Linked DNA regions of Homo sapiens: region 1 is linked to region 2. The links are chromatin loops, found by intact Hi-C in ENCODE. Cell type or tissue: endothelial cell of umbilical vein. All regions are shown on one strand. Links, peaks and the distances in the headings refer to the core of each region. The heading gives the core; the rest is flanking DNA.

Evidence for each region. A loop is a pair of places that touch in the nucleus more often than their neighbours do. Peaks named below come from ENCODE experiments on the same cell type or tissue, not always from the same donor. Only the 100,000 strongest peaks of a DNase experiment are listed, where the experiment ranks them.
Region 1: a loop joins it to region 2, with 11 times the contacts of the local background. A loop is called at or near these places in 5 of 110 quality-filtered maps.

What each region holds. Positions count from the first base shown.
Region 1 is chr2:55,964,109-55,969,494 of GRCh38, reverse strand. All of the region lies in intron 2 of MIR217HG (MIR217 host gene), which reads left to right. All of the region lies in intron 3 of LOC105374690 (a long non-coding RNA gene), which reads right to left. Among named protein-coding and RNA genes, the nearest start is that of MIR217, 16 kb to the left of the region's middle. In endothelial cell of umbilical vein, for the core only: a CTCF peak has its summit at 2,859; DNase peaks (open chromatin) are centred at 2,964, 3,304, 4,064 and 4,744; H3K27ac peaks cover 4,190 bases.
Region 2 is chr2:56,129,694-56,135,079 of GRCh38, reverse strand. All of the region lies in intron 5 of LOC105374690 (a long non-coding RNA gene), which reads right to left. Among named protein-coding and RNA genes, the nearest start is that of LINC01813, 42 kb to the right of the region's middle. In endothelial cell of umbilical vein, for the core only: CTCF peaks have their summits at 2,700 (motif pointing right) and 4,451 (motif pointing left); DNase peaks (open chromatin) are centred at 999, 2,729 and 4,439; H3K27ac peaks cover 931 bases.

The DNA of each region.
Region 1 (5,386 bases), core at 225-5,224, 170 kb after region 2:
GACTTCATTTCTTTCTTTTTACTTTTAAAGCTTCAATTAAGTCTTTCATATTTTAATGTGATTTTTAAAACAAAATTAGGTGCTTAACATCGTAGAAGCATAAGGCCTTGAGGAAGCTACTTATACATGAAGAGATTTTAGTCAGAGAGAACTAGGAGAAAATTTCATCATAGCAATATAACCCAGTGTCACATGTATCAAGTCCAATTTTCAATTCATAAATAAGCCTCCCCCTCCCTTCCTCCAAAAACGTCCACCCCAAGCTAATTACAGAAGAAAAAGGAACATGAACACCAGCCAGAAAAGATTCACAGTTGCCACTCTTTAGTTGCTACTTTAATGGGAAACACATGTGCAAGATACCACCCAGGAGACAACTGACCAATGTGCTCTGAAAAATGGAATGTCACAAAAATGAGCCACACAAGATGGCTTACTCTATTGAATAGGCTGAACACATAAAAATGTTTGATACCATTTTGTTCTTATATAAATATGGGGAGGTCCTGAGATGAGATGCTGAGACAGAAATTAATTTGTAGCAACAAAGTTGAAAGGCAATGATTTAAATTAGCCCTCGCTTCTTATCTCATCCACATGCCCCACAATAGTTGACCATCATATTTGGAAAGTACTTAGCAAAGTTTACATGAGGAGAAATCCTGCAAAGAAATTGGAAGAAACGACAGAGTGGCGATTGTTCTTATTAAATAACAACACTAACACTCATTAGCTACCATCACTACAAGTAGCCAGTTCTGTTCTGAGTGCTGTATGCACAGCATCTCATTATATCCATAATTTACAGGGTAGAATTATCTCCACTGTATTAGTCAGCTAGAATTGCCATAAAAAAATACCATAGACTGAGTGGCTTAAACAACAGAAATTTATTTCTCATGGTTTTGGAAGCCAGAAAGTATGAGATCAAGGTGCCAGCTGATTTGGTTCCTGGTAAGGGTTCTCTTCCCGGCTTGCAAACGACCACCTCCTCGCTGTGTCCTCACATGGTGGAGGGGTGGGGGTGGTACGGAGAGAGATAGGGCGAAAGGGAGAGTGACAGAGCTCTCAGGTGTTTCTTCTGATAAGGGCACTAATCCCATCATGAGGTCCCCATCCTCATGACTTCATTTAACCCCAATTATCTCCTAAAGGCCTCATTTCAAAATACCAATACAGTAGGCTTTAGGGCTTCCACTCATGAATTGTCAGGGAGAGTCAGGGAGGAACAGTTAAGTTAATAGCATCCACTTTACAAATAAATGATGTTTCAAGAGAACAAGGAGTTCACAACAGCTCACTCTGTTGGCAATCAGCAGAGTTTGAACTTGAACCCAAGAGTATCAGACTCTAAGAGAAAAATATCTACTATTTATTGACTGCCCACTAAGTGTCAGGTGTATCTATACAACATCTCTATTCTCTATGGGAAATCAAGTTTTTCCCATTATTCTTCCGAGTTGTAGATATGGAAACTCTAGCCCCAAATACTTAACCAGCTATTCACAACCTACCATCTAAGCGTAACATACTGCATAAAATTTATCCTAGTGCTTATCAAAGTGAGGCCCCCATCATTACCTGGGAGCTAATTAGAAATGCACATTTTGGGACCAAACAGCAGACCTACCTAATCAGGAACTCTATGGTGGTGTCCACAATCTGTGTGTTAACATACCTTCTAGGTAAATCTGATCCATGATAAATTTTGAGAACCACTCGTTTGTTCTATAAATTTATTAAAATAACTAGTACTTTCAAAACTCGATAATAAGTGGTATATCCAGAATTCATATACAGGTCTGTTTGGTTCTAAAGCCTGTGGCTTTCTGCTATACTATACTTCTTCCATCCCAGCTTTACAAAGGGAAGATCTGTGATTGCAGAGCCCAGTTCTGAATTCTGCTTTGCTGCTGTAATTCCGATCAGTTCTCCTACCTATAAAAATGTGATACAGGGAAATGTCCAAGGATAATCCCTGAGAATTCATAACGCTGCTTAATACTAACCAAGAAACACCTTTGGTTCAAACTAGAAACCAAGCTTTGTGAAACTTTTATTTGGGCCGGACAATTTTGTGTTCCATTTAGTGTAAATGAGAAACAATCCAGTATACGGAAACAGTAAGTATGGAACAAAGTTACCTCTTTTAAAAAGAAAAAAAATAATTTTATCCCTCTTTGACTGTTTTTAATCATGTTTAATCCATCTAATTGATCATTGCTTTATCTACATGTTTTCGCTGTATAATTACACCATTTTCTCCCTCCAAGGAACAAGACCATATTATATCCCTTTATACAATCTTGATAATTTACACAAAGGAATAAAAATCTGCTTATAATAAAATGGAGATTTCTATTTCTAATTTTTGGAGTGGTAAATGAAGGTATCTGATCTCACACCAAGTGCCTTTTAAAATCATTCGCAAAATAAAAGCACTTTGAAAAGGGTTATTTCCAGTGCAAATATAGTCACCTGCTCTTGTGATCAATAAACCTCTAAAACATTATACTAATATTTACAGTATTAATGAACATGTGCACAAAGCCTTTTTACACGTGGTAAAACTCATTTAATCATCACACACATGTGAGGTAGCTTTTGGGATTATTCCCATTTCACAGATGAGGAAAATGAGAATCAGGGAGGGTAAGTAACTTGCCAGAGCTCCTTCAGCCAGGAAGTACAGGACTCTAGATATTAAGCTTATTAAAGAGCTCTTGCTGAACATTGATTCAGACACTGACACTTGGCTCTGGATGGATGGGCTCAGTGTTGCTCTGCATCTGGATTACTTCCAAAGGTCCATCTGTGAGCCTGCCTGACCCCCGGGATGGGGCGGCGCAGCCTTTGCAGCCTTGGCACTCCATCTGGAGAGACTGAAAGGGAACAGCAAGGTGGTGACTCAGTGGCCTTGACTGTCCCTCAGTCTCCTGGGAGACAGAGAGCAAAGTGATAAAGTGACAGAGTGGGAACTGTAGTTCTCGTTTCTCTATTTGTTTTCCACTTGATTCTTAAAAACAGACCTATTAATCATTTAGTTCATGACTGGTAATTCCACTGACTCCCAACACATTTGAGTCAATGAAGCAAAAACTAGAAAGTTGTGTGTTCAAACTTCTCAGATGGGAGAAGAATTAAAATCCTTTGAAAACATTTCACCGGCCAGCAGAAAGACTCACATGTTTTTCTGCTTCAGAGTTGTAGATGGATGTGACTTAAGCCCTAACTGGGAAAAACTTTGTGTGATTTATAACAGCAGATAGATATTCTGAGTAAGCTTCTCATACTCTTTTATTCCACCTACCAAAAACAAAAGCTGTTTTCAGCAGAGCCCAATGAGGTGAAAAGGGCTTTCCAAGGAAACTGTTGCGTGTGCTTCTTGATTCTGTCCTGATTTGGGAAGTTCATCTAAGCTGAAATTACTTTGTGGAGCTGACAGGAAGTTTGTCCAATGACTTTTGCCTTTCACAGCCCTGCTCTCCTTATCTCTACAGACACGCTTCCCACTTTCTTTCTTTTCTGGCTCCCTTCCTCCTTCCCTTCACACACACCTTCACACCTCCCATCTACTCTGATTGTATTAATTGATACCATAAAGAACACTGTTATAAAGGGAGGCACAAGTGTTGTAATATTTGAGGGGCTTTTAGTGCAGGAATTAAAGGCTAATACTTGGCCTGGCCAGACCTATCATTGCATGCTATGTCCAGACTCTCCAAAACTGTGAGAGCCTACTTTGAGTCCCTCTTTCATATCTTTGTAGCATTTGAGTTCACTGAATATGTTGGGAGCTTCAGATAGAAAAGGACCCTATCCCTCCCCTCAGGGAGCTGATGCTTGCCCAGCAGGGACAGTAGGTTAATGAGGAGCAAAGCTCTCCCTAGTTAATCTGGCTCCAAGTGTAGTGTGATGGGTCCCCTACCAGGTTACTTAAGGGTATATGTCCACTGCCTGAACCTTAAAGGCCAGGTGGTGAGCTAAGGCTGTCGTGCCCAGCCGAGGAGCAGGTGTCTCTGAGAACACAAACATACCAAGGAAAACAGTCCCATCACACAGGCACAGTAGGCAAAGAGCCAAATAATTAGCTTAAATGAGAGATGGGAAGTGGGATGAATCTCTAGAGCTGTCCTGCTGCTGCCCAGGAGTGCTCTGTAAGTAAGTCTTAATAAACCCATCTACTCACCAAGCTGGACTTGTCCAAAACATTTTGGTCTCCTGATACCTTCCCAGTTTGGGGGGTGGGTGGTGGGGAGGAAACATTACAGTCCTAAGTTTTTCTCATAACACCAAGTGGATTCATTTAGAAGGCAATTTCCTAGCAAACATCAAATTCACAGCTCTCCCTGGATCAAGAGTGGTAAGCTTTCTAGTAAAATGATCTGTTTGGAATCAGATCTACTTAAGTCTAAATCCCTTTTCTGCCTTGGACAAGTCACTGAATCTCATTGAGCCTCAGTTCTCTCTACTATAAAATGCAAATGACATCTAACTCAAGACTCTACATGAGGATTAAATGAGGAAATGTTATACAAAGCACATGGCATAATTCCTGGCAAACAGGAGATACTCAATAAAGGGTAGTTTCCCTTCTTCTTCCTTCTCTCTTCCCAGACCTCACAAGAAGAGGAGTGTGGCCTCTTAGTGAGATGATATAAAAGAGACTCTAACAATATTAAACACTTCAGTAGCACCTACTACATCCCAGGCACTATTCTAAGCACATCTGTATTTCAGCTCATATAAGTCTTCCCTAAAACCCAATAAGATAAGAGCTATTATCATCTCTACTTCATAAATGAGATAGCAGGTAACTTTCTGAAGTCACACAGTTAGAATGTATGTGATGCGGCTATGATTTGATCCCAGTTTATCTAGCTCTTAACTATCACATTATTAGGAAACAGATAGTGAGAGAGGTGCTAACTGTATCTGGAACTCAAGTACACAAAACAAGCAGTCCTCAGACAATGAGCTCTGTTTGATTTGCACAGTGTTTTAAAAATCAAGTCTATATTTCTGACTGCTCTCAAAAAAGTTGGAAGATCTGGCACTAGGCAGCTCACATACTGATGTGGCAACAAGCCTTTGACTGGTGGCTGCTGTCTGGACTGAGGTCCCCAGTTCACCAGTCTCCAGTACTCACAGTCGTATTACAGGGCCGGCTTCACTTTTGACCTGCACATACATTTGAGCTTGTCGTCCAGAATTAGGTAATGATGCTAAACCGTAAAGACACAAGAATCGTGTTCAATAACGTGCACCCAATGGTTAAAATGTTTGAATTAAATGAAGGAAAAAAATGAACGTAGGAAAGAGGTCTGCGTGAAAAGCAATCAACAACCAGGTTCAAACACAACCACGCAGAAAATGCCTGGATAAG
Region 2 (5,386 bases), core at 288-5,287:
GGGTGCCCACCACAGCAGCAGGCACATAGTAGGCCGTCAGGATTTTCTGAATGAGTAAATGATGGCACAGTTACGAACCCTCACTGGGTGCTTGGATTGGTTGCTTCCTTTCCCAGGTGTTTATTATACAATAACCTTTTAAGACTTAGGGCTATTACCCTATTATCTTAGGATTTCACCCAGCATCTACACCAAGCTCACTAACTTGCAATGTGCAGAATATGCCTTATTCTGTCTCGCTCTCGCTCTCTCTTTTAGGAAAAGTTTCAAAAGAGAAACACATTTTCCCATTCCTGGATTTGCAGCCCCTTGCCATGGCTCACAGTGCAAGTTCTCTCATAGGCTGGGGTGTTCTGTATCTGCACCAGGAGGACTGACCTCCCAAAGGAACTCTGGAGGCCCAGTAATTGAGCAGCTCTGCTCTCAAGCTCCAGATCAGATGGCCTGAGGATAAATTGTGTGCCGCCTTCCTTTCCCCTTATTACAGGGAACGTAAACAAATACTTTCATCTCTCTCTCTCTGAGGTTCCTAATACCTAAATAAGATAGTGCCTAAAACCATAGTTACTGTATAGATTAAATGAGATAATATATGTAAAATATTGAATGTAGGAAGCATTCTAATGTGTAGCTGTTACTAGCTGACATGGCTTTTTTTCAGTCTGAACTTCCATTCCCTTTTATTAACATTTGTTCTATGCTTTCAATTCGAAAATCATTCTTTGTTGCAAAAAATGAAGATGAACAGAAGTAAAGGAGCGCATTTATATTATTGGTCAGCATGCAAGAATCTCTCCAAAGAAGCAGGCCCGTTCCCTACCCCCTCTTGTGGGGATTACTCTAAAAATAATTTTCTGAGTTTTGTTGCCCCGAGCATTTCTTACAAGCTCATGGAAATGAGAGGCTATATAATACTGTTCTCATAAGCCTTCCTCTTATCACTGGCCAAGCACTCCTTCCTGTTTCTTTTCTAAGTATTCGCTGGAAATCAGAGTTCAACAGAGAAAAACATGTGTAGCCGCCCTGGCTTCCCTAAGCACCCATTTAATTACTGCTTGTGTTAGGCCGTTCTTGCTTTGCTATAAAGGAACACAGGAGACTGGGTAATTTATAAAGAAAAGAGGTTTCATTGGCTCACAATTCTGCAGACTGTACAGGAAGCATGGCAGATGCTTGGCTTCTGAGGAGGCCTCAGGGACCTTACACTTATGGTAGAAGGCAAAGGAGGAGCCGACATATCACATGGTGAGAGCAGGGGCAAGAGAGAGAGAGTGGAAGGTGCCACACACTTTTTATTTATTTTATTATTTATTTATTGAGACAGTATCCCTCTGTCACCCAGGCTCACACTTTTAAACAACTGGATCTCATACGAACTCACTCATCACCAAGGGGATGGCACTAAGCAATTCATGAGGGATACACCCCCATGATTCAAACTCCTCCCACCAGGTCCCACCTCCAACACTGGGATTACATTTCAACCTGAGGTTTGGCAGGGACACAGATCCAAACCGTATCACTCCTTATTGGGTGTATTTGCAGTTGTGGAGTCAGAGCACTGTGGTTTTGAGAGCTCCCCATCCTTCACGCACACTCTTCCCTCTAAGTGCCCACTTTGCTCTGAATGCTAGAACCCAGGTCTATGCCTCACCAGTCCCATCTTTCTTCCCTGATATTACTGCCTTGGGAAGCCATGATCAATTCTCATAATGTTCTTCCCACTCATCACCCTCTCTTGGTTAGAATTAGATCTAAGCCAGGCCTGGTGGCTCACGCCTGTAATCCCAGCACTTTTGGAGGCCGAGGCAGGCGGATCACGAGGTCAGGAGATCGAGATCACCCTGGCTAACAAGGTGAAACCCCGTCTCTACTAAAAAATACAAAAAATTAGCTAGGTGTGGTGACATGCACCTATAGTCCCAGCTACTTGGGAGGCTGAGGCTGGAGAATCGCTTGAATCTGGGAGGCGGAGGTTGCAGTGAGCCGAGATCGCGCCACTGCACTCCAGCCTGGGCAACAGTGGGAGACTCCATCTCAAAAAAAAAAAAAAGAATTAGATCTAAAGCAGCAGTTCTGCTGGTTACTTTCTAAATAAGCAGGTAAACAGCAAATAATCAGAGAAAATCCTATTGTCCTGAAGGCGTCTGTGGGAACTTACAGTACAAATGAATAAACATCACTTCCCATGCAAAGGAGCAACGCTAATTATGAGGCTTTCTAACAATCTGTCAAGTCAGCCAGAGAGGTGTTCTGTTTGGCCCTGGATAACTTCTTGGTGACCTTTATATCATTATGTTTTGCCAAATGGCTACTTCATCTAAGTGAGGACCATCTTGGTGAGGAGAGGATATAAATGTCCGCATTACCTAACTGGAGAGAGTTGATGAATCCCTTCTCCTCTCTGAGCCCGTTTCTCATCTGTAACATGAGGGTGTTGAACTGGTTGGTCTCAAAGATCTCAGCCATTTGAAAGTTTTCGGATTTTAAGTATAAACAGAGGGTTTCTTTTGATATCTAGTGTCTGTGCTAGTGTTAAAACAAAGTAGTATATCAAAGAAGCATATTTGAGTTCAAATAAAATTTTTCTAGTCTTATGCAAAATGTAAACTTCCCATCTTTTTTCATGTTTTCTTTTACATCATCTTCATCACATTCTTTTTTGCAGTGGGAACGCCTATCAATTCTGTTTTTTAATCTATGTTCTATTTCCCCAGTAGATGGCACCCCATTACAACTTTCAATTACTTTCTGACTACAAATTCAGTGCAACCAGCCCAGAAAATCAATGCAGACTGAAGAGAATGTGGGAGTATTTGTTCATCAAAAACAGATAAATAAGCAAAAATTTACACTGGGCACCTAACATATGCATCTATTTTTTTAAAATTTAAACCTCTAATTTAAAATTTAAATTAAAATTTAGAAAAATCTAAATTAAATTTAAACATTTTTCTAGTTTAAATTTTAGAAAAATTGATGCATATTTTTGATGCATGCCTAATATAAAGTTTAGAAAATTTAAATTTAAATTAGGTTCTAAAATAAGGTATAAGAAAGTAATTAGAATGTTTTTATACAAACATGTCAGACTACCATGTGTTAGCCTGAGTGCTACCCCTCAAAATGACAAATGTTTGAGATTATGGATGATCAAGTTGATTCATTTACATTGCTATTTTTAAAAACATTTAGAAAACCATTTTCTGGAAAAAACTCCCAGGATCAATTTCTGGCTTATATGACAAAACCTGTCTCGATGCCTCCTTTCTGACAATTCCTCCTCTGTAGCATCCAATTCCTTGATAATCCTTACATTCAAGAAAATTTTTCCCTTCTTGGAAAGGCTATTTTCAAACATTCTATACTTAATGAAGTTTGGCCATCTACTTTTAAGTATTTTGGACAGAATACAACTCAGTGACTTATAACCATAGTTTCAGCCCACGTGTTCTGTCTCTGCTGGCTTCCTTTGCCACGATGAGTAGAACATGCCCCGTGTTACAGGTAAATTAATTCTGGTACACTGGTAAGCAAAGAAACCAGTAACTGAGATGGGAAAGGACCCTAGCATTGGGAATTATGAGCCCTAACAAATTTTAATTTACCTTCTGAGAAAAGTAAGAAGGTGAGCAAATATCTTGCCAGTCTCTCATGAAGAACTAGCCCCTGCTTCAAGCCTGGCAGTGAGTTAGGAACTCCAGTCCTACTTATACAGGGTCCAGGATTGGGCTTGCTGCCCTTAGCCCAGGTGCAGCATTCCTGGGAAAGAAGTACCCACCTGAGATCCTTGGAGCAAGAAAGAATCACCCTCCAATCTCTACGTGAATGCATTCTTATTCCCCTACTGGAAGGAAAGCCCTGCCCTGAACTGTTTCTCAGGTGAATCCACCCTTGTTCTTTAAATATTACCGGCACACCCTCCATCTACAGTGCACTGAGGGAATGAACAAACATGCAGCACCCAGCCCAAACAGTAGTCCCCATCTCAAATCTAATTAACCTGTCCATGACTGCTCTCATCTCCTCACATGTTGAGTTCCATGACCTTTATACCCCCACTCTTGAAATCTACCTCAAGCCCTGCTTACTATGGTGACCTTCCTTCCCCACTGACGCTAGATTCCATACGCTTCTGAGTTTGGGTACCCTGGCTTCTCCAGATAAGAGACGGGCCTCCGCAGCCCCTATCCCCACCTTTCCTAGCTCTCTGATCTCTGCTGGGAGAAAGGATTAACACTTGGTTCTGATCCCCTCATTTCTCACAGCTGACATCTTGAATGGTAGAGAACTTCAATGAGTTTGGCATTATACTCTAAAGCCACTATTAACCCTGAAGATCAGTTGCATGATCTTCTAGACTTCCAGGTACATGAGCAATTTAATTTCCTAGTTGCTTAATCCAGTTTGAATTGGGTCTTCAACTCCCTCTGGTGGTAGAATCCTCACCCACAGGCCACCACACAAAGCTAGAGCTCTGAAGTTTGGCTAGTTTACAGGCACAGCTTAGTGGCTTCCCAAGCACGTAAGAATATATAAGAATGCATGTTTTAATTGTGGGGGACCTATGCCATCTGACTCCCAGGTTGGGTTTCCCTGGGGAAGTCCTCACTTACTCTGAAAGACTTTAATCTTAACCTCTAATATGTTTTCTCCACAGACTGAAAATCCTCTATCATGAGAATTTGCCGAATACAATGACAATGACAATTCAGTCAATAGCCTATATTTCTATAGTACTATTTAAGTTTTTCTTTTTCCTAATACTTATTGAATATTTACTATGTGCTTGTCCCTATTCTAAGCACCTTTCTTATATTACCTTAATACTTAAAACAACTCTATGAGGTTGATAATTATTATCCCCATTCTTTAGAAGAAAAGATTGTCATATGGCATCTCATATGCTCCAAGCCAGAGAGAACAACAGATATTCATCTCTCAGATTCATCTACACAAGTTTGTGAATCAAATGAGCCTGTTGGGCCCATAGAGAGGAATCAGGGTGACTTCAGCGGCCCAGACATGTTTGTTATTTTTTTCAGGAGATAAAGCACCCAAGAGGATTGTTAGACCTGTCAGAAAAATATAACCCAGAATCACACAGAAATCTCAAATCTGAACTTTTAGGAGTTTAATTGGTAACACATGGTTAAGAGCCAGCTTCCAAACACACTTAAGATTACAGAAGAGAAAGGATCTAGAGATGTACGTGACATCTGAGATAGGCCAACTGCGATCTTGCAGTAGGGTGACCCACTGTCCCAGTTTGCCTATGATTGAGGGGTTTCCCAGGCCATAGGACTTTCAGTGCTAATGATAGGAAGGTATTCAGCCTTAGCCTTGACCCCACACCTAATCCACTCCCCAGTTATTTATCTGGGCA